Regions from separate parts of the Mus musculus genome. Here regions 1, 2 and 4 are each linked to region 3. The links are chromatin loops, found by intact Hi-C in ENCODE. Cell type or tissue: left cerebral cortex. All regions are shown on one strand.

Evidence for each region. A loop is a pair of places that touch in the nucleus more often than their neighbours do. Peaks named below come from ENCODE experiments on the same cell type or tissue, not always from the same donor. Only the 100,000 strongest peaks of a DNase experiment are listed, where the experiment ranks them.
Region 1: it touches region 3 in a loop (6-fold over the local background); 11 of 42 quality-filtered maps call a loop at or near these places.
Region 2: a loop joins it to region 3, with 2.7 times the contacts of the local background. A loop is called at or near these places in 4 of 42 quality-filtered maps.
Region 4: it touches region 3 in a loop (4-fold over the local background); 8 of 42 quality-filtered maps call a loop at or near these places.

Annotation. Positions count from the first base shown.
Region 1 is chr5:98,162,956-98,170,955 of GRCm38, forward strand. It overlaps a transcript of Prdm8 not described here. Among named protein-coding and RNA genes, the nearest start is that of Prdm8, 14 kb to the right of the region's middle. In left cerebral cortex, a CTCF peak has its summit at 4,761 (motif pointing right); DNase peaks (open chromatin) are centred at 4,352, 4,748 and 6,101; H3K4me3 peaks cover 2,312 bases; H3K27ac peaks cover 582 bases.
Region 2 is chr5:98,024,198-98,032,197 of GRCm38, forward strand. It overlaps Antxr2 (anthrax toxin receptor 2), which reads right to left and starts at 6,820. Exons shown (of 17, transcript NM_133738.2): 1 at 6,201-6,820; 2 at 5,387-5,458; 3 at 3,274-3,345. The coding sequence starts at 6,352. Gm34226 (a long non-coding RNA gene) reads left to right here. Exons shown (of 3, transcript XR_389370.3): 2 at 555-599; 3 at 3,148-3,283. It also overlaps Gm42759. In left cerebral cortex, no CTCF peak of the experiment used is centred here; DNase peaks (open chromatin) are centred at 3,508, 4,869, 6,079, 6,332 and 2 more places; H3K4me3 peaks cover 1,597 bases; H3K27ac peaks cover 272 bases.
Region 3 is chr5:97,124,224-97,132,223 of GRCm38, forward strand. It overlaps Gm33609 (a long non-coding RNA gene), which reads left to right and starts at 7,551. Exons shown (of 9, transcript XR_003955944.1): 1 at 7,551-7,633. In left cerebral cortex, CTCF peaks have their summits at 1,971 (motif pointing right) and 4,453; DNase peaks (open chromatin) are centred at 1,985 and 4,458.
Region 4 is chr5:97,931,762-97,939,761 of GRCm38, forward strand. It overlaps Antxr2 (anthrax toxin receptor 2), which reads right to left. Exons shown (of 17, transcript NM_133738.2): 15 at 6,642-6,806; 16 at 6,326-6,406. Among named protein-coding and RNA genes, the nearest start is that of Gm34226, 81 kb to the right of the region's middle. In left cerebral cortex, a CTCF peak has its summit at 3,967; DNase peaks (open chromatin) are centred at 2,988, 3,615, 4,054 and 5,591; H3K4me3 peaks cover 1,011 bases; H3K27ac peaks cover 759 bases.

The DNA of each region.
Region 1 (8,000 bases), 1.0 Mb after region 3:
AATATGTGCAGGTGGAGTAGATGATACATACATACATACATACATACATACATACATACATACATTATACATACATAGGAAGGATAGATAGATAGATAGATAGATAGATAGATAGATAGATAGATAGATAGATAGATAGATAGATAATTTCTCACTATACAACCTTGGCTGGCCTTGAACTCATGATTCTTCTGCCTCTACCAAGTGCTAAGAAGTTTAGAGATTACAGGCTGGTATTATAAAGGCTAGTGTTTATTTTTGTAGGGGGGGGCAATTGGTTTTTTGTTAGGTTGGTTTTGGGATTTGTGTTTGTGTGTGTGTGTGTGTGTGTGTGTGTGTGTGTGTGTCTTTTTATTTATTTATTTGTTTCTTTCTTTATTTTTTGGCTAGTCATTTGTTTGGTTGTTGTTTTGAGACAGGATCCTCCTACACAGGCCATACTGCTTTAGAGTTTGCTGTGTGATATACTATTCCTTCAAGGACTATACTAAAAACAAAAGAATTGTTTAAAATAACAAAACAAAAAAACAAAAACAAAAAACAAAACAAAACCTTTTATTTGGATGGGAGAGATGGCTCTGAAGCTAACAGCACTAGTTGCTCTTGCAGGGAACCAAGGGTCAATTCCCACAACATTGGTGGTGGTTCAGCCTGCAATTCCAGTTCTAGGGGATCTGACACCCTCTTCTTTTTTTTATTAGGTATTTTCTTCAATTACATTTCCAATGCTATCCCAAAAGTCCCCCACACGCTCCCCACCCACTCCCCCACCCACCCACTTCCACTTCTTGGCCCAGGCCAAGTTCCCCGTACTGAGGCATATAAAGTTTGCACGACCAATGGGCCTCTCTTTCCACTGATGGCCGACTAGGCCATTTTCTGATACATATGCAGCTAGAGACATGAGCTCCGGGGTACTGGTTAGTTCATATTGTTGTTTCACCTAGAGGGTTGCAGATCCCTTTAGCTCCTTGGTTACTTTCTCTAGCTTCTCCATTGGGGGCCCTGTGATCCATCCAATAGCTGACTGTGAGCATCCACTTCTGTGTTTGCTAGGCCCCGGCATAGTCTCACAAGAGACAGCTATATCATGATCCTTTCAGCAAAATCTTGTTAGTGTATGCAATGGCGTCAGCGTTTGGAAGCTGATTATGAGATGGATCCCCGGATATGGCAGTCTCTAGATGGTCCATCCTTTCATCTCAGCTCCAAACTTTGTCTCTGTAACTCCTTCGATGGGTGTTTTGTTCCCAATTCTAAGAAGGGGCAAAGTGTCCACACTTTGGTCTTCGTTTCTTGAGTTTCATGTGTTTAGCAAATTGTATCTTATATCTTGGGTATTTTAAGTTTTGGGCTAATATCCACTTATCAGTGAGTACATATTGTGTGAGTTCTTTTGTGATTGGGTTACTGACACCCTCTTCTGACCTCAGAGGGCACCAAGTATGCCTGTGGTGCACATACGCATGTGCAGGCAAATAGTCACATGCAAAATAAAATAAATCTAATAATCTAAATTTTAAATCTTTTTATTTAGGATTTTCACCTATAAATCTGGATAACGTTGCTTTGCTTGGTGCTAACACGAACTCTTTTTTAATCCTTCTATTTTTAAGAGTTCTCTTTGTAACCCATCACCTGCTGTCAAAACCTTTATCATCCTTTTTTTCTTTCACTTTGAAGACTAGTTTCCCCAGACCTCTTTGGTGGTATCTATGGCCACGTGACTCAGAGCCAAGTCATGAAACCTTAAAGTACTTCTTTCACAGATGAAAAGAAACAGCCACATCTCTTTGCTCATCCCTTTCTTTAACATTAAAATAATAATTTGACACCTGGAGTTATAGCAGTATTATGGTGATCATGAGCCAACACATACACAGTTGTTAAATAATGTTTCTATACATCAAAGAAGTAAATAAGCTGCCTATCTTAGGGTTTCTATTCCTGCACAAACATCATGACCAAGAAGCAGTTGGGGAGGAAAGGGTTTATTCAGCTTACACTTCCACACTGCTGTTCATCACCATAGGAAGTCAGGACTGGAACCCATGCAGGTCAGAAAGCAGGAGCTGATGCAGAGGCCATGGAGGGGTACTGCTTACTGGCTTGCCTCCCCCAGCTTGCTCAGCTTGCTTTCTTATAGAACCCAAGACTACCAGCCTAGGGATGGCATCACCCACAATGGGCCCTCCCACCCTGGATCACTAATTGAGCAAATACCTTAAGGCTGGATCCCATGGAGGCATTTCCTCAAGAGAGACTCCTTTCCTTGTGATAACTCCAGCTTATATCAAGTTGACACACAAAACCAGTCAGTACACTGCCCAATTAAATTTCAGTTTCTTAAAAATTCCTAGTAAATTTGAAGCATTAGTATGTCCCAAATGCTTATAGCATATATTTTTAAAGCATAGTTTTGTAGATAATAATGCACATGTACACGCGTTATATTGTGAACAAGAGCCAACGTATTACAAATAAAAATAAAATAAGAATGCTGTTCGGCTGAACTTTATGTGGAGTGCCATGCTCTCTTAACAAATTCCTGTTTTGGTTATTAACTGTATTAAATACCAGACGAATAAAATAATGTTTATAAAATGTGCACATCAAAAGAAAGACCCTAGTCTTCAGCCCATCCACCAAGACGATCTTTGCCTGGGTTGTGTTTAGTTTTCCTCTTCCTTTTAAATAGTTTCCTTCTTTTGTTCAGCTCTATCTTTGGCTAAAGTCTAGGAACTGGAGCAAGGCCTTTGATTCACTACAGTAAAGTTAACCCTGCATCCTCCCCCCACAGACACACAACCCCCTTCCACATACAAAGCGCTAGGCTGACAATGAAGCAAATTTCAAAGCAGGAAGGCTCTCTGTCAAGATACTCAAAGGCCACCTCCAAGGCAGAGAAGTTGATCTTTTCAGACCTAGTCGGGCTTCTAGATAGACAAAGGTACAAGACAAACTACAGAGAAGGAAGTCTTGCAGTGAAGGTTGGAATATGGGTCTCCTTGTGTTTTCAGAGAAGCAACCTCGACCGCCAGGTTTTCTCAAGGGTCCCTCAGTTTCTCCAGGGTTCAACAGCAGGCATACCCCTGCCCCAGCCTCCCTCCTGCGATCCTGCATATGCTTTCGGGCTAAACGGCCCTTTCCCTGGTTATCTCCTCACGGGATACATCTGCTGGGTGCCTAGCATCCTCAGCTCCGCTTTCATCTTTTCGTGTCTCAACACATTGTTTCCTCCAGCCCTGATGGCAGTGTGGAAGGGAGCCATCCCACCCGGCCGCGCTTTGGGATTGGCAGCGAATGAATGATTGGCAGCGGGCATCTCTGTCAGAGCTTTGGCATGCCGCAGAGTGGGAGCCCCGTGCTAATGAATGCCATCTACACCTACCAGATGTGCCACTGGGTGACATGCCAGGTCTTTTACATAATGCCATTCTGCCGGACACGGGACAGCTGGGGGTGGGGGTATCCGTTAATGCCTTGCAGTATGAGTGGGTCTGTCTTCCCTTTATTTCGTTTTTTTTTATTCAGGCTACCGTCTATACTGTCCATAAGCCCAATTAGCTCCCATTATGTTGCCCTTAAGACTATAAAGCTGAGGATGTCAGCTCGAAATTGAAGAAACTTGAGCTCAATAAATAACTCCCCTGACCTCCCGCACACACAAAAATAGCCTCTCTTCTACTTCCCTGAGTTTGCTCTCGGCCTCTCGGCTGCCATCACTAGAGAAACCGCTTAGACGTGTATAGAACAAATCGCAAGCACCTGAGATATCTGAAATTAAATAAGGGGAGGGGAGACTCCACACGTCTCACCCCACCTCACCCCATGTTAAATGAACACGAATGAGCTTCGCACGCTTCGGTGGCCCCCTGATTCTTCTCGCTGTCTCCATCAGCAAGAAACTAAAGAGTGTTTTCCTCAAGGGAGATACCTTGTCCAAAGTGTGTGTCAAGTTATGGATAAAGTTTGGGGGTAAGAATGTTTCCTGAAGTAGGGTGAAGCGCAGGGAACTAGAGACCTGGTGGGTTGAGGGTTTCCACTCCAGAGGGTGAACTGAGGCGCTCAGGATATGCTAGATTGTCCCCTACGCTTCTGCCACATCTACCCACAGAGGGTACCCCAATCTAGGCTTCCTGGGGAGAGCAGACCTCAGATCCTCCCTAGATAGACTCCTACCTTCCTCACACTCCTCCTCCCATAACCGCTACTCTGAGACCAAAAGGCTTCGCTGCCACTAGGCGCTGCTCCCACGCGCGGGCCACTGCCCTCAGCCTAGGTAGGTTCCCCAGGCAGGGCCAGTCCCTGTCACCCGCGCCCCGCCCGCCGCCAGGCTCCAGATGGCGGTTCCTTGCGCTCTGTTTGCGGTCCCCCAGACGCCGCCCCGCAGCAGCCGGCAGCCGCTCCCTCCCTCCCAGCTGCTGCAGAAGAGCCCAGTACGGATCGGAAAGCCTAGGCTGGGATACCGGCCGGACCGCGGTTTCAGAGCGAGGGACTTCAGAGGTCGGCTCGCCCGGATTGAGCGCCCCCACATTCCGCAGGTAGGAAGCAGGGGATGCTCACAGGGACCGGAGCCCGAGCTTGCCCGCAGGCGACCACCCGCACTCTCCCTTGACCTTCCTTTTCCCCACCCCTCCTCCAGCGCGTCGAGGGCGGGGCTGGGGCTGGACCACCCGTGGGACAACCAACAGTGGCTGCGCAGCCGCCAGGAGAGGGCGCCCAGCAGCTAGAACCTGCTCTGGAGGCAGGCTGTGTCTGGGCGCCGCACCCCAGCTCAGAGGAAAGCTGCTTCGACCGGAAGGACGCCCCCTTCCGTCCGAGAGTGGTAGTGACCACCACAAGCTTAACAGCCCACTTCTCCGTTTTTCTTCTGCTCTCACTTGCTTTCCATTTCCTCCCCTCCTCTCCTCTCCCCTCCTCTCCTCTCCCCTCCTCTCCTCTCTTCTCTCCTTTCCTCTCCCCTTATCTCCCCTTTCCCTTCCTCCCCTCTCTCCTCCCCTCTTTTCCCTTCCCCTCCCCTTCCTTCCCCTTTCCCTTCCTCTCCTCTCTTCTCCTCTCCTCTGATCTTCTTCCCCCCTTCTCCCCTCCCCTCTCCTACCTCCTCTCTCTCTCTCTCTCTACCCTCCTTCCCCTGCCTTGCCTAGTTCTCTTTTCTACTCTTTCCTCCGCCCTTGCATTTCGGTAATTTCTCCTATTCTTACAGTCCGTACAAAGACTCAGGAGGAGTTTGTCTGCCCCTGGGAGATGCTATAGAGGGCGATGGGTTTCCTGCCCTGACTTGTTGCTCTGTACGATGCCTCCCTGGGTGGTGAGTCTAGCCATCAGCCCGGAGTATAACAACCCCGGGAAGTTGGGGTTTTCCTCTGACCGTGACGGGGGGGGGGGGGGGGGGGAGAGGAGGGGGTGTATTTGATCAGGGAGTGAGTGTTATGGTGAGGAGCAGCGCAGCCTCAGAATGTGAAGCTCTGGGTTCCCATTGCTAGCCAGAATAAGTGACGGGAAGTTCAGTCGCTTGCTCCTGAGCTCCTTCCTCCCAAAGCACTCGGGACACTCCGCACACTCCTCCCTTAAAGAAGACATTCCTAAGATGGAAAGTCAACCTCCGAGACCAGTCCTCTCTGTTTCTATAGAAGCTGAGGTTGGGGATGGAGAAAAGACGCTATAGGCCACGATGGCCTGGCCCCTGCGAGCCCATCTGACGTCCCCTTTAATCCCCAAGTGTCCCAGCGCGTGCCCACAGTGCCCTCCGGCCGGAGCAGGTTCCATAAGCTCTCAGAGTAAATCCCCTCGGAAACATTAATCACAGCGACCAGCAAGTGCAAACTGCGAGCCCGCCCGGTGTCTGCCCCTTAATCCCTCCCTCTGAAAAAGCAGAGGCGGACAGGGGCTCAGTTTATTCTTTACAGGAGCGGTCTCTTGACCGACTGGACGTGCTTTCCCGAGAATTCACGAAACCTTGACAAAAGTAAAGGGATGTGAGAGTGGAGAAAAGAAGTGAGGGGAGATAAGCGGGAAACTGGGGTGCAGGTTAATTACTGCGGAGTAACCCTAGCCAGGAGCCCAGAGATTGGACAGGAACGGCGGCACTGCGGTGGGGGTGGGGAGCAGTTGGAGGAACAGAACGCTGGGCTAGGTTGGGAGCTGGAGTTGGAACCCAGTTCTTTTCCTTCTGTGCTTCAACCCACGTGACCTCACGTAGGCGTTGTCCCCTTACAAGAATCAGGGTTTGCCCCTTTGGGGCTTGTTGCTCGCACTTGAGATTTCACTATCATGTCGTTCAATTAATCATATTCCAGTTCTCCTATTTTATTCAAAACCGTCTTCCAGTTCCCTCATAATCGTAATTTGCGCCATTGCCTTTTATCTTTGATTAATTAGGAAGCTGAAAATGATAATGGAGGGTTGGACCAATAAATTAGCTTTAAGAACAGACGGACCGACGTCCAGGGCTGCTGTGGGTGGGCACTGCAAAAGGGGGTGGAGGGAGAGTAGCGGCTTCCTGGGGCGAAATACACTAGCCGGCCTCAAACACGTGAGCTAGCACCACTCCCTGACTGAGTACTGAAAAGACCCCTTCCCTAGTTTGAGTCTGCACTTGGAGAGCGGCTAGTGAGGGCGGGCTTCACCATTCTTTGTGAATTTGAGGTTTAGAGACGCCCCTGTTGAAAATATTTCTTCAGCGAGGAGCTAGAAAGTTATCTTTGATTTTTGCCCTTTCCTTCTCTCTCCCCTTACTACTAATCGAGAGAGTGCGAAAATCTAAAATCAGCCCGTGGCTCCCAGGCCCAAGAGGCAAGCCCCCTTTCTCCTTCCACGAAATCGTTCACGCCTCCAGACGGGCTAAACGAGAGAGCACTTTGCGGCTCTTCACGGCTTCGCTCCAGCCTCTTTAGCTTTCAATTGAAAACCAATTAAAGGTTTCTATAAATCTGTTAGCTCCCCTTTTATCTGGGGACCCCTGATGCATGCGATATTGCCCTTTAGATGGCTCTTCCGTGTTTTGTTTTACAATTGTTGTATCAATATAATGCGGCCTTTCTTCTCCTGTCTCTATAGATACAGATACACAAGGAAAACCAGAGCTATTCAGGCTCATTTGTCCAGGAGCCTAGCAGCGGTGCCCTTTCTCTGCGGCTGCTTTCCCTGGTTCGGTAGCAGCAGTTATGGTAGAAGCAGATGGCTGCTGATTGGGGGAGCTTTGTGGCTCTAATGCTGAATACTTTATGGAAAAGGACTTTACCATGCTTGGTTGGGCAGAGGAACAAGAGGGTGAGATTTACGGCCAGGAAAAATAAATCTTTTTCCAAGTTGTGGCTCCCTTCTCACCAGTGTCTCCTCTGCCCCTGGGGTCAAACAGTAAGGAATTGGTCTGATTTGATTTGATTCGCCTTTCTGCTAACAGCATTTTTTAGTCAGGATCTGCGTGGAGCCTGCACCGAGAGCCAGAAGTTTATGAAAGACCCCAGGTTGCGGATGCTGCTTCAGCACGGGCTCACCCCGGGGTGACAAGCAGAAGGACGCGCTCTTAAAGGCTGTTGGAGGCCCTGTTTTCCTGTCTGTCTTGCTGAGCTGAGCGAGGCTTCCTTGCTGGTTATCCTATTATCGGTGAGGAACAAAAGGGGAAGCCAAAGCCAGAGGACAGACACTAATCTTGAAGGAGAGAGGAAAATGACAAATATGGAGAGCCAGGTGTGCTTATCACTTTGAAGGGGTTTGAGCTGGAAGGGAGTTTAAGGGATATCTGGGAATGCAACACTGTTTGGAAGGAGATTTAAATTCAGTTGTTGAGGGATACACACAGTGCAAGCCTCTGCTGGAGGACAAACTCACCTTAACACATACCCTTTACTGTTCATCTTCTCTTTATCTTTCCTGAGTTTTGCTTTTCTTAAGTCAGGTGTATTTTGCCTCTGCTGCTGAAGTGTGTACCCACCCCCACCCCTTGCCTGTAGATGCTGTTTTAAAGCACTGTCATACACACACACACACACACACAC
Region 2 (8,000 bases), 900 kb after region 3:
CGTAATTATTTCATTGCTATTTCATGATTGTAATTTTGATACTTTTATGAATCATAATGTAAATAATTTTAGAGACAGAGTTTTGCCAAAGGGATCACAACCCATAGGTTGAGAACCACTGCTCAACTACGGATCTTGGTTATTTATGTGTATAATCATGCCCTGACTATCTATCTATCTATCTATCTATCTATCTATCTATCTATCTATCTATCTATCTATCTCATACACACACACACACATTAGATTACTATCTTTGTGGAATCCAAATCTCATATATAAAGCAGACAGGTAAGTGAGTATATCAGGGACCTAGCAAGTACATGGAGAACAAAGTCCTGGGAACAAGAAAAAGGCAGGCATGCTTCAGATGAAAGTATTTAATTTGATAAAAATTTAAGCTTTGGGTATCTAAAATGTATAACTGAAAATTGTCTGCCATGATTATGATTTTGTGGATTTACCTAACACTAGACATCATGCCAAAATCATGACAGAAGACCCAGCCCTGACGTGCATACTTATTGTGTTCCCATTTTGCTTCATCTCTTTAGCAACCCCTAAGAAACACGAAAGAACAACTTCTTGTATTTGTCAAGGTACTGTGAGTAAGAAAACCCAAAATTGTGAAACTTTCTGTACTTTTCTTTTGCTTAACTCTTACTTTTCAAATCATATGCTTAGATCTGTGTGTGTGTGTGTGTGTGTGTGTGTGTGTGTGTGTGTGTGTGTGTGCATACACACAAACCTTTGGGAAAGTTTATATACAGTAAGGAACCCAGTTTCTAGGTTTTAATACAAAGAGTCACAGGGGTCTTGGAAACAGTTGTCCACTGATCTTCCATCTCAACAAAAAAACTATTTCTCTAAATTTAAAATTGTGGACTGATTCTATATCCAAAGATGGAGAATCACAGTTAATTTGATACCAATTCAATTAGCAGAACTAGTAACATGGTAGCTTAGAAGGAACTAGCCCTTTTTATTGGAGATTGCTCTATGACATATAAAATATTACACTGCCCATTGTCTTATTTGGATCTCTACAATAACTCTAAGAAAACACTGCAGATTGGACATCTGTGTTCTATCGACAGAAAGGCTGACACTGAGTAGGATTCATCTCATTTTGTGTGTTCGCATGCACATGGAGGTCAGGGGACTATGATGGGTGTCAGGCCTTTGGTTTTCTTTGTTGTTGTTGTTGTTGTTGTTGTTGTTGTTGTTGTTGTTGTTGTTGGTTTGTTTTTGGTTGGTTGGTTTTTTTGAGACAGGGTCTCTTGTTGGTCAGAAGCTTCCTAATTAGACTAGGCTGTCTGTCCCAAAGCATCCCCAGTCTCTGTCTCTGTCTCCCAACTGCTGAAATTACAAGTGTGCACTGCAATATCCATTTTTTTACATAGTACTTGGAGATTGAACTCAGGTCTTTAAGCTTGCATGGATGCACTTTACTGACTGAGCCATCTCTCCACATCCAAAGCTCTTATCTCGTGAACACTAACATATTACATCTTTCCTTATATTCATCAACTTCAGTTCTTGCAACTGTCTTATAAGGTGGGGTTTACTCTTGTCATCATTAGCAGCAGCATCTACATGAGGATCCACATGAGTCATAAGAAGCTTGTTGTTAAGCAAGTTACCCTTCGTCACTCAACTAGTAACCTAAAGGGGTGGGATTTAAACCCAAGTAGATTCAGATTGGTAACTCTTGAGTGTGTCGTTAAGTTGCCTCTTGAGTGACAGCCTCTTCTGCCACCAATTTCAGTCCCTTATGCAGTGGATTTAACCATGGACAAAGGACATGTCTTGAGCTTACATAAAAGATTTACATCTCCTCCCTACATGTCTAAACATTATCAATCTGGGCGACCCGTGACTATGTTTCATCTCCAGCATGATGGAGAACCCATATGCAAAGTGCCTAGCAGAAACCCTGGCACAATGTATGCAACTGTCAGTTGCTGAGCCTTTGACATGTCTGGCATTGTGCTAAGTGCTTTGCTATGTATATATGAATATCATGAATATTAGAACTGTGTTTTTCTTCCTTGACATGCTAGATCCAAACCTGACTCTTTGGAAACTAATCTGGACAGTAAAGATATGTCCTTTTCATAAAAACAAAAATTTTTATATTGAGACACATAGGAAAATATGTTCATGGGTTATAAGGGACTGTCAGTGTTGAAACCACATGTTCATAATAAATTAAAGAGGCAAAATACAAATAGGAATACTTAAGTCTGAGCAGGTCTCGCAACCTAGAGAGGGTTTCCTCTTCAGGCAAAGAAAAATTTGACACAAGAGTTACATGTGTGCTCACACACACACACACATATGCACACACACAAAGTATAGTATAGCATAGTATAGTATAGAATAGTGTGATATAGTATAGTATAATGTAATATATATATATACATATATATATAATTTTCCTAATTGAGTCAATTAACTATAAACAAGTTATCTCCTTCAGTGCTTTTAAATAGTATGCCTTATTGATCTTTTTAAACTGAAAGCTCAAGAAATAAGGATTAAAGCATATTAACTGGGTTTTACAAAAGAAACCTAAAAACTATTTTCACAATTATTTTTTAGAAATTCACACATTCTGTAAACCAAAGCACTGCAGTCGCCCTTGCTTAAAACTGTGGATCAGAAAGAGGTGATCCCGAAATGTGGTTACCACATTCCTTCAGTCAACAAGTATTCACTAACCAAGGTCTTACACACTTTCTGTCAGATGAAGTAAAAATGGAATCATAGCACTCCATTTCTGATCGTAGACTCCACAGTCAAGAAAACAAAAGTAACCCCAGGAAAAGCAGCCATGAGTCAGATACGTGGATGGTTGCTTCCAATGTACCACACTATGATCAGACACCATAGAAAGGGTCACAAGAAATGGTGTGACAATGGACAGGAAAGCCACTCCTTTTCTAAGCACTGAGGGGTAGCAGGGTGTGTGTGTGCGTGTGCGTGTGCGTGTGTTGGCGTGTGTGCAGTCTTTTGTTGCAAGTCACTGAACTTCAGAGAAAGACTAGAAATGTAGAATATATTCCACAACCAATATAGATGATATTGATTTTCAGATGGTCTACTCCTGCATACTCATGCTGCCTCTCCCTTCTGTTCCTGCAGAGCACTGAGTTGTCTGTGTGTTCGCTTGAGCCCACGGAGAGGCCCAGATCACCACACGGCAATATCAATCATGCCTTTATGATTCATCTCTCCTAAAAGCCTGCGCTGAAATGATAATGCACTAACCTGTCTCCAGTTAATGGCAAAATAATGGTTGCTTGGGAAGAAAACACAATGAAGGACAATCTCATTTCAGGGCTGCAAAATAAGGAAAGAGGCAGTTAAAACATTTTCAAAAGAAATATTGGTACAATACAAAAGCAGAGCCAGGAATCTCATTTAAAATTGGTCTCCCTGCACAGTCCCCACTTCCCTTAAATGGAACTCTCTCAGTAGATCAGCTAACTCTGCACAGCCCTCCTGTCTGCACTGCATTTCTTTTTATGCAGTCTGTGCTTCTCCGCTCTCAGAACACTCCTCCACAAATGACTGGCGTTTACATCTAGAAAGAATAACTGGACAGTCTCTAGGCTGCTGCAAGACTCTTTCCTAGAAAAATGTTCCTTCCTTTGACCTTCTCCTACTTCTCTCTGCAGGAGGCCACACCCTTCACTTAGGGCTGGAGAGAAGTCAGCTTAACGTAGAAGCCACGTTATGATAAGAGTCCAGACAAAAGTCACCGTAAATACTGTAAATGCTTAAATATCTTAATAATTACATTTCTTAATACTTTGAGCATTAAGAAATCACCTTTTGACTTGGCATTTCAAATTCCCAATCTATATTCCAGGATTTTGGCACTAATGTCACCAAAAGGTGGTTGTTTTTAGAAAAGCGTATGCTAGTGTTGCTCAGGTCTGAAACTGCAGTTGTGAAACTGAGACACAAGCTGGAAGGTCCAAAGGCCCTAGCTCCTGTAAGCACTGTGCTTGACAGCAGCTATCTTTTATTCATTTCCCCACAACATATAATTAGTAACTGAGCAACTATACTTGAGCCAGAGAACAGTATATGCTATAGAAATCCAAACTTGCAAACCAGATTCAATAAGAGCCTCGTTTTCTTCAAATGTGACATTGAAGTAATCCGTTGCTTTTGAGTAACACTGAATGACATTCTCAGCACATTCAGCGATGGAATCAGAAACTTATAAACAACGGTCTGCTTGGCTTTGACAGTTACAGATCTAAGCTCTTATTTATATTCCCTGCCTAGATGGTTTGACCTCAGACCCTGTCCAGGAACCAGAGTGCTATCTTTGGCTCCTGAAGCAGGAGACTGAAGATTGAACACCGACAGGCATACATTTTTATAGGGACAGCTTTACGGCTGCCAATAACCAAAGCGGGGATTGCCTAGGCCTCTACAGATTGTTTGAAGTTACTTGCAACATGACTTTCAAAATGTTTTGATCATCCAAGCCTGTTTTACAGAAAACATTTGGGCTCAGAAGACTGAGGGAGGCAATATTTAATGACACAGCTCCTATCCGTGTCCCTCCCATTACCCTGATAAACTTGCACTTGTTCCTGGCATCCAAAAAAAAAAAAAAAAAAAAGAAAGAAAGAAAAGAAAAGAAAAAAAAAAAAACAGAAGAGGGTAACCACAGAAAACATTGCATCCAAGGGTTATTTTTAAATAGGGATTGCCACTAATTCCTGGTTACTTCTAAATAAGAGAGTAAGCTGGATTTACCAGCAGCCATGCTTTTTATAGCCGAGGGAAACAGTGTTTGCTAGTGAAGCCTCCTGCATATATAGAACGGTTACATTTTAAACCAGCCACACACCCACACATTGTGTAAACACAACTCATTTCTTTAAATGCACACACACACAAGTGCTTTTTCAGCTAGTGGGTTATTAACACATGTTCATTTAAAGTTTTCCGACACTTTTAAAATGTGGAAGTTTACAGAGCCAAGTGTGTGGAGTTGAAAATATAGTACAGACACTATTAGGATAAAATGTATTTTTTAAATGTGATAAATTATGAGAAAGCATAACTCAAACTCAAAACAGATGAGTGGTCGAAAAGGAAAAGACATTAAGAATTGTATTTGAAGATGTTCCCTCACACCCTGGGCCAAGTTTCTGGGAGCCAGATAAATTGAACTTGCAAGGGTTAGCTGAAAGTCTCGCCTGCACACCATGTGTGAAAGGGCCACCTTGAGACGTTTAAAATTCAACATTTTGATTTCGGGAAAGATTTCCCATGAGAAGGGTTTTAGAACAGGGAAACCCGGCTGTTTGTTCGATTTCCTTTCCAATGCCAAGAAAGGTACGATGGGGAGACATACCTCACAAATCTCTCTGTCAGCTGGTGGACAAAATTATAAATTTCAATCCAGTTATTTGCTACACTGCCAGACCTGAAAAAGGAAGATAAATTGATCAGAAAGACAAAAAGTGGGCCTTAATGGCAAACATTTCTTCAGTTTTAAAAGGCGCATGATGGGGGGTGGAGGTCGGGGGTCAGGGATAGGGGGCGGGGACTGACTCCCCTCTTCAAAGTTAAGTGTGCTTGTTCATGTCCATGTTCAGAGCTGAAACTTTAGTGTTTGGGCTGAATCAAGGAAACCAGGAAGACCACACTTCTTGGGGGGGGGGGGGGGGACACTTGCTTTGTACTGTTTAGAGAGAGACCTGGCTTTTCAAAATAAAAACACAAGCCCTCATTTCTCAGGAAATGCAAGCCACATTGGGTATATTAAGGCTTTCCCCCCCCCCCCCTGGCTCCCAGTGTGATCAGGATAAAATTAGGCAAACTTTAGAATGTCCGTGGGGGTCTAGGGGGAGTATGATAAAGAGGCACAAAAGTTCCTGGGAGGAAACGAGCTGCAGGTGGCCACACTACCGTTTCCCAAAAGATTCCAGGACAAAAAAAGCACTGCACGCCTCTCCTTTGGAGAACCAAGTAGCCCTGGAGTCTCGCAGCCCCTATTCCTGTACAGCTAATGAGCTTGCCTTTGAAAGGAGTCAGCCACATGCACACTAGGGAGAGTTCCCTCGTCGCCTCCCCCAGAATCCAAACACATCTCAACTTCAGTCCTAGCTGATTCAGAGCTGCCCTCCCCCCAGGAGACCCTGACCCCACAGTCCTCCTTCACTCACTTGTCCAGTACGAAGTACAAATCGAAGGCTTTTTTGCAAGAGGGCTGCTCCTGGGCTTGCAGCAACGACCCCGGACCGCCCACAGCCAACAACCACAGGCCAGGGAACAGCCAGCTCCCAGGGCTGCGCGCCCGGGACCGACCGGCCACCATCCTGTGGCCGGGGCCCGGCAGCTCTCTCTGGCTCACAGTCCCTTGGGCTCGGGGTTCTGGGCTCCGGGCTTCACAGAGCAGAGACGTGAAAGAGGCGGAGTCACCGGGGACTCGCCCGGGGGTCAGAGGCTGAGCGGGGCTGGGATGCCCTCTCCAAGCTCAGAGCCACCCAACAGCTGCCACTGAGGAGAGAGAGCGAGGTCCTGGGAGGACAAAGAGAGTCTCCGCAGCCGCCACAGCTGCCGCCGGAACTCTGGGCAAATCCCAGTGGACAGAGTCCAGTTCTCCCACTCCGGATTCCGGAGAGTTGCTGCAGACAATGAGGCCCGCAGCGACAGCTCTCGGGACAAGTTCCTCGCCTCCCGCTGAGTCTCCGGCGCCCACCCGGGAGCAGAAAGGCTGGCGTCTAGCTGCGGTGGTGAGCTGCGGGACAGGCACCCGCGGACCCCACGATCGCCGCGGGAACTCAGCCGAGTCCTCCTCTTCCGCCTCTCTTCCTCGGACCGCCCAACTCCTCGCGGCACTTTATAACTTTCTTCCCTGCCCCAACCTGGCGCCGCGCCGCGCGGGGCGAGCCTCTGCAGCCCGGGATGCTAAGCACCCGGGGGAGCGGCAGGCCGCCGGGCACCTCAGGCCTGGGGGGTGGGAGTGGGCGCTGACCGGTCTGCTCGTGCGAGCCCGAGGGCGGGGCGCCGGGAGGAAGCCCGACGAGCCACACAAGCACACTTGAGGGTTCGTGCTGAGCAGCGGATGACTAACGCCTGCCAGATTTCGGAAGGGAGAGAGGAGTTCTGAAAAACAAACGTCCTCTAGATACTAAACATATCCAACTCTCCCGCAAGCCTGGCCCGGCCTGTTTTCCCCAGCTGTGCTGGAACGGCCCTCCGCGTGGTTTAGAGACTCAGGACCAGCTGTCTCCTGGATAGTGACGGCCTTATGCCTCATCCCTCCGCACCTTTCATCCATCACACACCGACCTAGTGACGCAGGATTTAAGGTTTAAGAAAGGGGACTTCCTCTTTTCTTTCTCTTTTTTTTTCTATTTGATAATTTTTCCATTTTTCATTAATTCTGAGAGTTTCATGCGACGTGTACTGATCATATATATTTTTCACACACACACACCCAACACCTCCCTACCCCTAACTCCTCTGAAATCAACCCTCACCTCCCTACACACACCTCAACTTCGTGTCCCTTTTGTCAAGAACCCATAGACTCCAATTTGAGCAGTCTATATACTCCTGGTCCACGTGGGGACCATTCAATGGAGTAGGTTTAGCCTTCAAAGAACCACACCCTTAAAGAAAACCATAGCCCCACTCGGAAGCCTTCTACTGTGCATAGCTCCAGGGTGACCGGTGGGATTTCATTAAAAAAAAAAAAAAAAAAAAAAAGTTTCCCACTCCATGCTAGCAGGTTGACTGGCTTGATCTTCTGAGGATATTGTGCGACAACCTCAGCGGCTGTGTGTTCATGCATGCAGCAATCCCGTCATGCCCAGAGGCCAGCGCTGAGCTGTAGTGCCCCTGACCTAGAGTTCTGTGAATCTTTTCACTCACCTTACTCCCACCCTTTGTGGATTGTCCTGGAACGTTAAGGAGGGCTTGTGATTTGTATGTCCCATTTGTGGCTGGGCAATCCACGA
Region 3 (8,000 bases):
GGATTTCTGTGGGTTCCAGGCCAGCCTCAGCTACAGAGGGAGGCCTTGTCTGTTAATCTATGCGCTTCTTCTCTATCTCGGCACTCATCTTGGTAGCATCAGATCTCAGCCTCAGATCTATCTTAATTTTAAAACCATAGCCAGCACTTACCAACATTTTCCAGCATCATGGAGGGAGCATGGGTTCTATGCCCAGATGAGTCTGAGAATTACCTCTGTGACTGCCTATGAACGAGGCTTTGCGTCTTCTTTCTGTTAAGTGAGCTTCATTCCAAGCAACTTAATGACTTGTCGAGGGTATCAAATGAAAACATACACCAAGTATTGGCTGTAGAAAAGACATTGATAATGTTCAGTTCCTTCTTCTGTGGCATCTTTAATTTCCTGATGAATAAATGCCTCATTGACAAGTTTGTTCAAGTCTGATGAGATCCCCGGTTTAAGAGACTGGAAAGAGTTAGTTAAATAAAGCCAGTGATATCAAATATTCATCAGGTGCAGTCAATGGGCCCTCTTAAAATTAGCGAACAATATTAATGTAAAGAAAACAAAATAGTGAAGAATTTGGGATACAAAACTATTTTTTTTTCTTTGAAACTTATTTCTTAGTCATGAATTCTAACCCATGACTACTTGGTTCTAGTAAGTGAGCAAATTGTGTTTCTTATTTGATCGAATTGCTGTGTCGTTATTTTTAGCACTTAAATTTGATTAGAAACAGGACTACTTCCGGCAGAGCTCAAAATCCTACACAAATTCCAACATGAAAGAAAGAACAGTCAATGTAACGGGTAAAGAGTTATGCACGTGAGGTCCTTCTCACAAGTGAGAATGAGTTTAACAGTTCTCTTGGGTCTGAATGGCATTTTTAGAGCTGAGGCAGAACAGCGCTGGCTTGGTTATCCAGCTGTTGGCTGTGCGAAGCTTAGGGCCATATCCCTACCACGTGCAGAATGTGCTCGACACAATTTACCCAGAGTACCTTGCAACGCAGCGGCGCTTTCGGAATAGGTCAGCATTGCCCAGACCGACACTGAGAAAACAAACCACAGGAAGTTGAATGTTCTTGGGAGTGAGATGACTGGGGAAGAATTTAAAGCATAAAGTGTATTTTTAAGGATGAGTGGAGTGAGCGAAGGGAGCTGGGGTGCCCAGAGTCTTATCAGCCACTGTAAACTCTTCAAAGTCAGAGAACAGAGCTGGCTTTTTGTACACAGGCTGAATAACGCAGGACTGGAAAGTATGCACAGCAAATACTTATTGAGCAGACAAGGGGTTGTGTGCCCTAAAGTGAAGGGTGGGTGTCTATTCCGAATGAGGAGGAGCAGAACTCCGCAAACTATATGTACGCCCCAGCTTTGTTGAAGACCCTGGAGTTGTACATGGAGGTGGACGGTTGTGAGCTCCTTTTATAAGGTCTATAATAATGACGTTGCTCAGTCATTGAAGCGCCTGTGTGGGTAAGGACGAGGAAAGCTGGACATGATGACATGTGCCTGTAATCCTGCCCTCTGGATGTGGAGGCTCCCTGGAGCTTGCTGGCTCGCTAGCCTTGCTGAATCAGTGAGCTCCTGGCCAAGTAAAACAGCCTGTCTCAAAGAAAAAATGCAGAGGGACAGGTAAAAGTCCATGGACATTGACTCTGGTCTACACGCTAGCGTGTGAAAACACACACAGACACACAGACACACAGACACACACAGATACACACACACACACACACACTCACACACACACACACACACACTAAAGGACAGATTCCTTTATGTCTTCAAGGGTTCCTAATAAAACCAGAGCAGTGTTCTGAATAACATCTCTTTTCAAGTCATGTTATTTTGGCTTTCAATGCTAGGAAATGCAATATGAAGGACCACACTACCGTTGGGATTTTATTGTGGGAGAGGCACTTCCAGAGTTCTAGGGGTCACCTGTGCATTTTATCTGTAGTTACACTGTTTTCCTGCAGATGGCACTCTTCTCCCGCAGAACCGTTACCCTTGGACCACCCTGCCCCACTTCCCTGCTGCATAAGACTATGCTGATAGGGAAAGAAATGAAAGGTTTTAAGGTTGGCAAAAGCTTTTGAAAGGGACTCAGTTTATTATCAATATTTGAGTTAAACATCCTAAATGTAAACTAGGCGTACCATTAGAAAACTATATTTAATGAAAAGATAGAAACCCACGATTTATTTTTTGTAAAGTCTAAATTTCGGTTCCATTTTCCTCAGGGAATTCATGAGGAAAGTTACTTCGGAAGCTTAGGTACAGGAGGCAGAAGGAAGGCTTGGTCCCTCTGCGCTTCATCTCGAACCATTCCTCTAGCTCACTTTTGACTTCTTAGGATTTCAGGTAATGGTCTGAGCTTGTAAGGTCAGATGGACAGCTGATAAATTGTGACTGTATTTTGGTGGTGGCCCAGTTCATAGGCCTCACTTCCACCTGGGTCTCAGTTGGTTTTTCCTGCTGCCCTGAAGTCATAGTTGGTTCTAGAGATGCTGGCCCTCAGGATCTTGCCAAGTGTAGGATGGAAACATGAAGCAGAGGTATCAAAGGGCCCAGGACTAACAACTGTGTTAGTCCTACACCTGACAATCACAAGACACGCCTTTGGGCTTGTGCTGCAGTCTTCATGGCCCACTATGGGAGCCGTGTTTAGCTCCTGTACGGTTCTAGCCAGTTAGAATGTTGTGTTCAGAGACAGTGCTTGCTTTCTGGTAACTGTTTGAAACATAGGGGTTCCCATCTCAGTGACCTGAGATTTTTACCCATTCCATCAGCTGCAATGTCGAGGTGGTACTTTTCAGGGGTGGCCTGCTAATCATTAGCTTGTCAATCATGAGGATTATTGTTAAGAAAATCAAAGTGAATTCTTAACTCTCAGCTACAGAACCAGAAGTTTTAAGAAAACACAGCTAGAGAGCAACAAAGCAGAGGGCACTCGGGGACTACTAGCAGGTTTTGGAGCACTGGTTTAAAAAAAAAAATCTGATATTAGTCCTGGCCTGCCCTGCTTTCTCTTTCCATTGGTGATATTTGTCTTAATCTTTAGCTTCTAGTTAGCATTATTTTTGCTATCTTTTTATGTGTAGGTGTTTTGCCTTCATGTACGACTACAACGTGCCTGTGCAATGTCCTCAGAAACAGGAGAGGGCATGGGATGTGCTTGGACTGGAATTAGAGCAACAGTGAACTGCCACGCTGGTGCTGGGATTGAGTCTGGATTCTCTAAATGGCCAGTGCTTAAACTGCTGACTCATCACTCCGGCTTCGTATTTGTTAGTTTTTATTTTCAATTAAGATTCATCCCTAAGGACTTTACTCCCTAAAATGAGCTGAGAATGGCCAGCGTTCAATGTGTGTAAGAAAACATCCATGCCATTAGCTTCAAGGAATCCTAAATTCTCTCCCTAGTTTTCCTGGGCTGGTCAGAAAGCTGGAATGCCTTTTTTTCCCTCCTTTTCCTGTTGGTTCATCTGTTCTGACTATTCTTTTCTTCCATTTCTTCCTTTGCAAGGAATGCTCTTTAAAGACCTGATCTTAAAATTCCACCATAGGCAGAGTCTTTCCTTGAGAAACTGTCTTAAAAATCCCCCAGGAGGAAGCAGCTAGCCAGTCACAACTCCGGGCATTGGGACTCTGCTCTCTGCAACTTTGTTTCCTCTCATCCTGGGATTCATTTTCATCTTGTCTAGAAACCTGAGAGGAAGCCCTACACAATCGGAGGAGAGGCCCTTGGTATTGCAAACATCATATGCCCCAGTACAGGGGAATACCAGGGCCAGGAAGCAGGACTGGGTGGGTTGGGGAGCAGGGCGGGGGGGGGGGGGGGGTATAGGGGGCTTTGGAGATAGCATTTGAAATGTAAATGAAGAAAATATTTAATAAAATGCCTTAAAATAAATTTTTAAAAGACCTCATTGAACCAGTGAATAAAATGATTTTAATGTTTAAAAAAAAAAAAAGTTAAATAATCCCCAATGCATGGGCGGACTATTTAAGGATAAAGAAACCCAACTCCTACCTGTCCAAAGGGATAGGGCAAGCAATAGTGAGAGCTCCCTGGGGGGGAATACTTTTCTGTAAACACGAACAAACCCACTAAGGTAAATGTGCACACCCTAATTCTGTTTCCATACTGGAACGCGAGACTCTATTCACACTAACCGGAAGTGCCGTATTTCGTTCATATCTACATCCCAGCTCTCAGTACAGTACCTGCCACGCGGTAATACCTATTGAAATGAAACTCAAAAAGCTGCCCATGGATCGGCCCGTGTTACTTCCTGTTCATCAATAAAAGATAGCCTCACTTTCTGTGAGAATTTGTAAGAATGTGTCTAACACGTTCTTACAAATAGAGTTATGGGATTTGTCCTGGGTGCAGCAGCGTCTTAGAGGAAGATGCAAGAATAGATATCTGGGATATTCTTAGCCGGTTGCAATGCACCCTGTGTTGGGTAGAGGGCAATGTTGGCACACAAAATGTAAGACAAGCATTTTCAGAAGAGGCGTCCAGGCTTCAGTCAGTTGCTTGCGCCTCATTTCCATCGCAGCAGCCAGCACCAGCACCACCACCGTTATTAATGGCGGCCTATGTCATGGCTAGTAAGTGGGACCACTGATTTTCTTTTGAACCCAAGTTTTCTCACTGTTAGCTCAATAGGTTTCCCTGGGACATTATAATGATTTCTTTCAATGGATTTGTCTTTTGCTAGTTACGTATGTCTCGTTATAAGAGTAATATTACCGGGGGCTGGAGAGATGGCTCAGTGGTTAAGGTCACTAACTGCTCTTCCAAAGGTCCTGAGTTCAAACCCCAGCAACCACCTGGTGGCTCACAACTGACACTCTCTCCTGGTGTGTCTGAGGACAGCTACAGTGTACTTACATATAAAAATAAATAACAAATAAATCATTTAAAAAAGATTAATATCATTGCAGAAATTCAAACTTAGAAGAGTTTATTTTTTTATTTATTTTCTTTAAATTTTTTTTGTTGATGTTCTTTCCACTGCCTCCTCTTTCTCTTTCTTCTTAAGACAAACAAGGTCTCACTCTGCAACCCAGACTAGCCTGAAACTCGTGGTCATCCTCCTGCATCAGCTTCTAGGCAGAGCATTTATGCTTATAAAGGCAAAAGTTCCCATGACTTTAACCCTCTCTCATACACAAAGTATAGTTTTTAGTATTTTCCTATGTTTGAACAGATCTATTGCTGTAGCATAAATGAAAACATACTACATATATATATATATGTTCATATATATGTATATATAATCATTAACAACTCTATGTCTCATTGTCTTAAATTGGTCAGTAGACAATCTGGGTTGATATGTTACTCAACTTCATGTACTTTTTAAAACTGATACTTGTGGGATACATCAAGATGTTGATCCTGCAGTGCCTAGCAATTGTTTTTTTCTCCTATTCTTTCCAGATTAGCATTATTGTGATTTTAGCCATTTTAATTTGTAACACATGGTGTGATTCAAAGCACTGAGTCTTAGCATCTGTCAATGATAAGATCATTCCTTTTAGTGATATGAGGATAGTTGCCAATAGCGTGGCAGAATTTGGCGGTCCATTGTGATGTTGTTAATGGCAGCAAAAAAGAACTTATGGGGAATGGCTTTTTCTACTTAAGCCTCAGCCAGTTCTTTGAAGTTTCCTTTAGCTCTCCACACAAAATTAAAACCAAGGAAACTTTGGATTTTTTCCAAAGCAAAATCATTTTCCCCCCTATGTCCAAGGTTTGTATGATACAGATAATTTAATGGGGCTAGCTGATATTGGTATGTCACTTCTCAATGTGTTGACATTGTATGCTGGAGTGATAATAACAGGGTATGTATGGAGGTGCAGGGAATGGAAACCTATGGGATGCGGGAGATGGGGTGCACAGAGATCGTCGGATGAGAGCAGTAGACTTTGGAGTATCTGGGTATCAGCAGAGTTTGGAGTACCTGAGTACTGTCTTTGAGAGCACTGATGTGAGAGTTTCTTGATTTGAACTCGGCTGTTTATATCTCATACTGTTCCTCTGAGCTTCAGATTTTGTGTGCATCTTTCTTATGTGTTTGAACATCTAAGCAGGCTATAAATATGCATTGTGCAGGATATAATATGTATTGTGCTCACCAAGAATATTTTCCTGGTTGTCCTTTCTCATAATTTGTAAGTAAACACATACTTGAGATGTTGGGAATGTGTGCCCATTATCCTGATACTGGTTAAATAAAATGATTTGACATTACTGATATCATACAGTTCTTGAAGACAGGGCTAATTTCTTTTGGATAGTCCTAATTGTTCAACATGAAAAACATCCATGAATTGGTTCTTAATATGTAAGGCTGGCTGGTTGACTTTCCAGGTGGGTAGACAGATGAATAAACCACGAGGCTGGGCTCCTTCTAACAGGGGGCTATCTTAAGTTGCTTCTTAGTAAATATTTTAGTGTCCTAAGGACACGTCTGACTAATTACACAAGTATACTGTGGTAACTGATCTAGATGTTATCTTTGGATGTATTAAAAACTGATTCAATTTGTCACAGTTTAAAGAACCCACCAGATTGATGGATTAACACAAAATACATAGTGAATATGATTGAGAAATTTTGTGTAACTCAGCTTTCAAAGATACATTTTTCTTAAATATTATCATAATCATATCTGGGGCTTGGCAAATGATATGATCTCCATATAAGCCTTAAGGCATAGAATTTCTTTTTTGGGTGCTGGAAAACAAACTTAGGCCTCATGAATATGTACAGTATTTTACAGCAGAGTCACAATTCAGCCCTGGATTAAAAAAAATTCCCTCTCCTTTGATAGAAACATTGTCTGATTAGGGTAAGACAATGGTATCACCAGGAACCAAGAAAAGGAAGAAAACTAAGAATACTCGTATGACCAACCGAAACGTGCACTCTACCAAGAGTTGTATTTCCACCAATTTACTGGGGTAACAGTGATGGGGTGACGTGAATTCTGGAAACCATTGTCCTTTGCTGTTTTCTTTTAAGTCAAAGTTCCTCTTCCTGTAGCTCGTTAGATACCGCCTTTTTCATGCTCATGGGTGCTTAGACACACATGTCTGATGGTGGAGATGGTACAGAGTGATAAGGTCACATTCCTGGGCTCACCATTGAACCAAGAGAGCCTAGTCAGTCCTCTTTACTCAACACTAGCTAGTCTATCTGGTTAAAGGACCTAATTAGACCTCTTTGCTCAACACTAACTAGTTTACCTGGTTAAGGAACCTAGTTACTGTTCGTTGCTCAATACTAACTAGTCTACCTGGTTAAGGTATGACCTAGTTAATCACCTTTGCTCAACACTTACTAGTCTATCTAGTTAAGGGGCCTATTTAGCCCTTCTTGCTTAGCAGTAACTAGTCTATCTGATTTTGAGAGATCATGACTCAGTCTTTTTTGGTTTTATTTTTCTTATTATCACTCCCCATCCAGAAAACAAAATAGAAAAGTGAGTCAGGTGGATGCTATAATAACCTATACTAAGCCTCATTTTTTTTCCATCAGAATTTTATGTGATTATTTAAATGTCATGGAAGAAAATGGGAATCACTAGAAATATGCGTTTACTTGGAGATTTCCCCGTGGAAAGGTAGGCGCTTATATTCTTTGGTTGATATTCTGGTATAACGTAGCTGAGGTAACTGCAATCTTCTTCAGAATGACGGAAGAGAAGCTGTTTATTTTGTGTGATCTAAAATGTAACATTTCAAAGCCATTGGTGCTATATTAACATTTCTTTATTGGCTTATGATTGGCACAAAATTTAATCTGTAGATAGACAGGCAAAAAAAAAAAAAAAAAAAAAAAACCATGACTGCATTTTACTCAAGTTTACCTAACTTCCATTAACCCAAACTGCACTGGGTTAAATAATGTTCTTCACCTCAATTTTTGCCCACCGAGGATCAGTGAATGTGACCCCATTTTAAAATGAGGTCTTTGCCAGATATATTCAA
Region 4 (8,000 bases), 810 kb after region 3:
AGACTACCACTTGCATTTTTTTTTATTTTGCATTTTTTTTCTGTGCCGACGCTTATAGATGAAAGACAATTTATATTTCTAAAAAGCAATGTATATATCTAAAAAGGGGCACTGTCCTTATAAATAATTTTCTTTGTTAATTGCTAAAGTGCTCATTAAATAGTCAAGTATTATATATACGTTCTTTTTCACAGATTGGCCTAGCTTGGTAATTTATGTAATTGAATCTTTCATATCCTTCATCTCACTTTAGGAAACCAGAATGAATTAACACATACCTGTTAATTATATAGTTAAGAGGTAAATTTAAGCTAAGAAATGGCAGCCAAAGAACATTCTTTGTGAATGTTCATTTCCAGTGCAAGAGACATTGGTTGAAGACTTTTATAAAGATCAAGTACGGTCTACAGTACTGCAAACATTTCTATAACTACAGTGTAAACGTACATCCATCTATACAGTCACACACCCCTGTAGCAGTCAATGGGGTCGAGACATGCTCATGATCTGGATTATTCTAGTAGAAATTTTATCATGTATCAGCCAAAGGTAGTTAGTTGGGTCTGAAGAGATGGCTCAGCAGTTAAGAACACTGGCTGCTCTTCCAGATGACCCAGGTGTTATTCCCAGCACCTACATCATGGCTTAAAACTATCTTTAACTCAACTTCTGGGTGATCTGATGTCCTGTTCGTACCTTTACCTGCACTGCACAAATGTAGCACATAAATATACATGCAGGGAAAACCTGCAGACACATTACAAATATTTTAAAGAAAAAAGAGAGAGGAAGAAATGGCACTTTAAAAGATGTCCTGAGTTAAAGGTTGGACAGGGAAGCTGTACCCATAAAATTTCAGCTCTATGTTCACCTGAGCAAGACCTGCACCATGGCAGCACCAGCTGAAATGCCAGTGTACATGAGGAGCATCTCACAAGGCCCCAAACTTGGATGAAGAGCTCTAAGTGACCAATGGCTACTGAGAAAGGAAGAATCAATCTCCTCCAGGAAGGAGCCCGTAAGAGGCTATCTAACCCTAGAACTCTGTAGGAATCACAAGTACACACAGGCCATACTGAGTGGACTAGGCGGGTTATGTTTTAAAATAAATACAGAAAGAAATAATGAAAATGTAAGATGCTAAGGTTACCTGAGAGGCAGAGTTGGAAGTGGGGTGGGTTAGTGAGCAGGGGGAGGGGGAGGAGATAGGGGGTTTCAGAGGGGAATCAGGAAAGGGGACAACATTTGAAATGTAAATAAAGCATGGTCTACAAAGTGAGTTCCAGGACAGCCAGGGCTATACAGAGAAACCCTGTCTCGAAAAAATAAATAAATAAATAAATAAATAATAGTAAATAAATAAATAAGGAAGGAAGGAAGGAAGGAAGAAAGAAAGAAAGAAAGAAAGAAAGAAAGAAAGAAAGAAAGAGGAAATATCTAATAAAACAAAATCAAAATTTTAAAGATTTGGACTTTTCAAAAAAAAAAAGAGTTGGAAGTGTTCTCTAAGAAGTGTTTGTCTGATCATAATTGGCCTAAAGGACAATAATTAATTGTATATGTCATAGGGTTTTTTCAACAGTTTTATACTTATCTCTATATTTTCATTTTAATTACTGAAAATAGTATATAAAAGTATAAGTGTTTTGTGGTCATTAGGACTGACTTGGGCTAAAATAGGAGGTTTTTCTGGATCCCATAAAACATATTATAAAGCTCACCCATATGTCACAAAATACATAAACTAATTTTTTTAAAACAAAATGTATGAATGTAGTCATTTAAAAAGATGACAACAGCAAATAATAGCTGAGGATACAAAATAAAACTTTTTTAAGTTTAAGGTTTTGGCAAATGTATTTCAAAGTCTGAAGTCATTCATAGTATGCTAAAAACTATCGTAACTTCAGAATTATTTGAGTGAAAGATCAGTCTTCTACAGGAAACCCACGAGAGGTTTATGCCACAAACATGGTAGACAACAGAGGCAGGTGGTGGGAAGTCCTAATATGGAAGTGTTGGTCAGTTTGCGGTTGGCGTGGCTGAAGGGTGCACCATGTGATTCCTAAGCCCAGAGAGTGACATTTAGGGAGGCTGGGGTCACTGAAGAAGGTGCCATTCAAAGACAGTCAGGCCTGTTTGCTTAGCTATGAGGACTCAGAAGCAGGACGAACACAGCTGTGGACATAAATCTGCAACCGGGGATAATAAACCGGAAGCGAGCTTCAGCCATTGGCCTCTACAGTTACAAAGCTTTCTTGATGCCATCTTTGAAAGAAACTTGAGCGTCCTAAGATCGTGATGCATCTTGTCTTGGTTTTGCTATGAACTTTTAAAAAGTGGAAGAATGATGTTCTATCCATGTGGACCTCAGTCATTTGGAGGAATATGGAGCACGGCTGTATAATGTATAAGTGTTCTCCACATAGGAGGTCTGGCTTTACCTTGATATACACATGCACTACTATGGCACTGCCAACTCCAGCGTCTAACCCCAGGCCCTGCTCTTCGGCTAATCCTTTGCTCCTAAGCATACATTTATAAGACTGCTCTCATCTCAACATCATGCAGCCGCCTTACTGCATGATGGGGTATAATCACATGACTGTAGTCTTTACTTGCCAGGCTACTATTTTAGCCCATCCCATTGCCATTGTATAAATATACACCTGTGCACTAATATGAGTTTTTACAACTCTTTTGGTAAACATTAAACTAATTGATGAATTTTCTCTCCGCCGACACCGCCTCATTTTAAGGTACTACAAGTATGGAATCCTGACAAACAAACTGTTGTGCCATTCAATTTCCTAGATATTCTTATTTTCAGGGGGAGGGGGCGAGGAGAAGAAACTACCACCAGCAAAGCTAAATCCCATATTCCTTTGAAAAGAGAACCTTAAACTTCACATCTGCAGAGATAAGAAAATCTATAGAACGTTAGATGCAAGCGGAAATCCGTGTGTTTCAGGCATATTCTGGGATTCTTGTGTTGAATCTGTAAGTTGCTGCCTACTCACGGGTGAGTGAGGAGCCGTTTGAAGGTTAACATAACCTCAAACACAGTCAAGAAGGCCTTCAGAGATTTAATTGGTTTGTGGAACAACTCCAGCCTAGTGCTGTGCTTTCTTTTTTCTTTGCCTTTCTGCTTCTCTAACTCTCTTTTCATAGGGGAAAAAAATAAAAAGAGGACGCATGGTAATGCATCATTTATAAATTACCTTGTTATTGAGGGGGAAAACACACACACACACACACACACACACACACACATACAAAAAAAGAAAAGAAAAGAAAAAAAAACTGCTTTGAAAACCAAACAAACTCCTGCTGCGGAATCCAGCCCGTTTGATGGAGACCCTTCAAAAGAGTTCAGGGCTTAATGGAGGTTGTTTGTGCAGAGACTTCGATCTGTACCTGCTGTCCCCTGTCACTCCCTGGAAACTTGGCGGCAGATGTTGCAGCGGTAAGTTGTCTCTGAAGTGGCTCTCTGTCCTGTCTCCCCACCGCCGCGGAGTCAAACTGCATTAGATCTCCTATTTGTGCCTCGGGCAAGTTTGGGAGCGCAGCTGTGTCCACCCCGCTCCTACCTTTGGAGTTTGGGGCCTCCAGGCAGCGCGCGCGAGACCAAAAAACGGTCCTGCCGCTCTCAACTACCTCCGCTGACAATCGGCAGCGCGGCCGCCAGCAGATGTCGGGACAACCTGCTAGCTCGCACCTGGCCGCCAAACCAGCGACTCCCAGGACCCGGCGCCCGCATCAAAGCCCACGCCCGCCCGCCCGCAGCCCCGCGCGGGGAGCTCGCCCGTCCCGGCGACCGCTTTGATACTGCGCGCACCAGCTCCAGCCTCCGCATCAAGGACCCCGGGGCCGCGCCAGAACTAGGCCAGGGAGCCCCGTGGCCACTGCGCCCCAGCACAGCCTGGGCTCCAAAGGCACCGTGAAGGGCTCACTGCCCCACCTGCGGGACTCGCTGCAGTGCTGCACTCGCTCTCCGGTTTGTTTATCATACAGAGCTCTCAGGAGGCAGAATCTGCAATAAACTGTTCCTACCGAAATGACAAGGCTGTTTTCCAAAGCACAAAACAAGCTGCTGGATAGACTGGGGTTGTGTTCCTTGGAGCCATTAGTCAAACCCTTAGAAAAAGTGTGCCTTATTATCTGTCATGCAGCTTAAAGTCAGCCTCCCAGTCCACCCTCAGAGAATGCCGCTGTTTGGTATCCAGGAGAAAAGATATTCTTTATGCCCTGACCATGCAAATGAGGACGACCATCTAAATCCCGGAGGTTCCAAGCCTGCCTAATGTCTAAAATGAGCAAACTATTTTACAATCACACACACACACACACACACACACACACACACTCACACGCACGCGCTCACGCACGCTTCTGTACCCAACACCCAATTCCTCATAAAAGGCACAAACCAGTGTAAAACGATATGTTGTGTATAAGTGTGCATTCAAAGAAGATTGACGACCACAGGAGACACAGGAAAATAAAATGAGTAATAACACCAACTTACAAGTTGATAAATTTCAATTTTTTTTCTTTAAAGAAATTGACCTTAATATCAGATAACACTTGTTCCGATGAGTTAGTTGATATGATAGCCAAACTGTTTCAAAAGGAATTTAACATACTTACCTATGCTGAAAACAGACTGTTTATATAGAGTTCCTAACATTTAATAGGATAGTTTAGTGGAAAGTAAATTTTTAGAGCAAACTGATAATCAGATGAAAATGAAGATCTCATTCACATAAGTACAGTTCATATTCATATGAAGTATGTATATGTAAATTTAGTCAAGGTTTAATGTTTAACTCAGTTTAATCAGGTATGGGTGGATTTTAGGGGAGTAGATTTTACAAATATCCCAAGTTTTCCACAATAGCTAGAAGAGCATATACAATATTAGGAAGAGAACTGAAACCCCACCCCTCCCCCAATTATCTCCATTTACTCAATCCCCAGCACTTAATAAGATGGAAATTATTAACCATACAAACGAACATCTAACATGGTGAGGAACACCCTGAGATGAGGCTTGAAAGTCATTGTAATGAACGAAGTGAGTGAGACTCCAGCAGTCTTGAGAAGGAGAAAGGTTACAAGCAGACCCAGAAACAGAGCACAAGCCCACACTTGAATTTATGATGCATGAATTTCCATATAAAGGAAGTTTCTATCGCTAATGTGCCGATGACCTGGTAATAGGAGAGGCTGCTACCTAGACACACATAGCTCTCTCTCCCAGTGGTCTTAGCAGAGCACACTGGCCTCCCGCTGGAAAGTTCAGCTATATATTCTCAAGTTGTGTACCCTAACTGGCTGGCCTCAGATATTTCTGAAATGTTCCTAAATTGATAGAAGTAAAACAACAACAAAAAATTAATAAACAAATCTAAAATTCTTTTACACTTTAAACACCAAGTTAAAACTAGCTAATGCTAAGTGCATCTTGGCTTCACAGCACAAATGCTAATTTGATGGATGACTCCAAAGTTTTCAAGAGCAGCATGCCAGGCCTAAATGTGAAAGCCAAACTCCTCTGAGGTGTGCATGGTGTTCTCCTCAGTAGGAAAGGAAGGCCTGTACTCACACCATGAGAGCACGAGAGCATCATGAACAGCACTGGGTCTCTTAACCAGAGCCACCACTGGTGCATATGAGGAGGCTCTGAACAACTTTTCTAAAATTGTAGCACTAGGAAATGGTGCACGTTATTAGGAAAAATACTAAGAGCAGAATAATTCTTGGCAGATTTCTAAAATGAGAGCTTGAAGTGGAGTCCTTGATAAGGAAAAGACAGGCATACAGCACACTTTTAAGGATATGCATCTAAACACCACTATTACAGATTTCTGCAGTACTTCAAGCCTTCAGGACACCTTGACATATTTCAGAAACCAGACTGTGACCGCTACCACTATTAAAGGCAGGTAACAGGTTTATACCTAAAGAAACAGTTCTGAGGTGGTTTCCCCAGATCTCACTGCCACAAATGCTAGAAGAAAAAGACTTCAGATGCTAATTCCCAGTCTGTTTCTTCCGAAGGAAAATAACTCAGAACACATGCCTTCAAAGTCAAATACCGAAGCAATGAGCAGACTTACGACTTTAATTAATTATCTGGAAAGGCAGTGGTATGAAATTGGCTTGAAAAATGCATTCTGAAAACACAGAACTTAACAAGCACCCTATGTAACATGAACGTGCAGCGGTCAGCATCAATTCAATCCTGCATGCCCACAGGAAGTTTTAAGTTACTTTCATTACATGCCCTGCCCCCAGCCACCTTTCTCAAGAAATCACATACCTCATCACCTTCCTGGGGTCTCATCAAGGACACCCGGTCATACTGCTTCATGATCAAAGCCCAGAGTGCATCCAAACGACCCTAAAGAGATATTGGACTTGTAAACCTGGATTGCTTCATTTTTGTTAATCAACTAAGCAGGTAAATAAATAGAAAAACTTAAAGACTTGTGCTAAGAAAATATACAGTTGCTAAAGCATAAAAATGGATTGTCTACTATTTTATGGACCTTAGTCTTTCTCGGGGGACAGGAGAGACTGTAAAAGTGAAGTCCCCATTAGGTTTCAGCTATAGCACACAAAACACAGACACGTACCTTGATTGGCGTGTACCACTTTGTCTGAGGTGCCTGGTGTGTGGGTCTGGGTCGAGGTGGTCTGGATGGGATGGGGATCTCTTCTTCAGGGACCATCACCACAGCATTTTTTGCTTTCTCTAGCCTTGCACCTTCCTCTGTAGATCCTTTATCTCCCCAGCGGACCTTTAAAATGAAGGAGACATTGCTGTCAATCAAATCATCCCAGAGTACCAAGCTCTTATGCTGCCCACAGTCCTTTGATTCACCAGTCCGGTGTAAAAAGATAAATTAGTATACTAACTCCAGTTACTTTTCTCCTGAGCTTTAATGGGTTCCTTACCACTCATCATTATTATTTTTCCTGTATGTTTGGTTATATATGTGCATGTTCAAGTGTAGACATACATGTGTGGATGCCAAAGATCAACCTCAGGTTTCAATTCTTCAGGTTCCCTCCATCCTGGATTTTGAGACAAGGTCTCTCATAGAGACCTGAAGCTAGCCCATTAGACTGGGATGGCTGGACAGGACAGTCCAGACATCTTCCTGCCTGTTTCCTCACCATTCTCTTCTCTCTCTCTCTCTCTCTCTCTCTCTCTCTCTCTCTCTCTCTTCCTTTCTCTCTCTTGCTCTCTCTTTCTCTTATTTGAATATAAAGAATGCATGTGTATTTTCTTTTTGTAGTTCTTTTTTATGTTAATTTTTATTGCATATTTTCTTCATTTACATTTCAAATGCTAGCCCCTTTCCTAGTTTCCTATCCGAAAGTCCCCTATACTCTCTCTCTGCCCTGTTCCCCAAACCACCCCCTCCCGCTTCCTGGCCCTGGCATTCCCCTGTACTGGAGCATATAATCTTCGCAAGACCAAGGGCCTCTCCTCCCTAATGCAAGATAACTTCAAAAATATGACATCAGTTAAATCTGGGGCAAAGGCCTTCAAACCACTTCAAATATGGAGGCAATTTGTGGCTTATGTAGAAAATGCAAGACTATAGGGTTCAATTCCACCATGAGGGATCTAAGGTGCTAATGGTAGCATTTATTCACTGTGTTCATGTTTATTTAATCCATAAAAAATTGCAAAGAAATATATATTATGTGTTTTCCTTCCAGATGATTGAATTGTGGCATAAGTTAAGCAATGTGCTCAAAGCCACCACAGTGTGTACTGGCAAGGGTAAGGATTTGGATGTAAGCAATTAGAAATGAGTGAAGAAGTTTAACATGATTTTTGAGTTGTATGAAATTATATTATATAAGATAAGTACTCTTTAAAATTCTTTTTTATAATATTTGGATGATTTACAAAGTATAAATTTCCAGTTACAACATTTTACTTGTCAACGTAGCATTCTGTCTTTGGTTCTTTTGCTCAT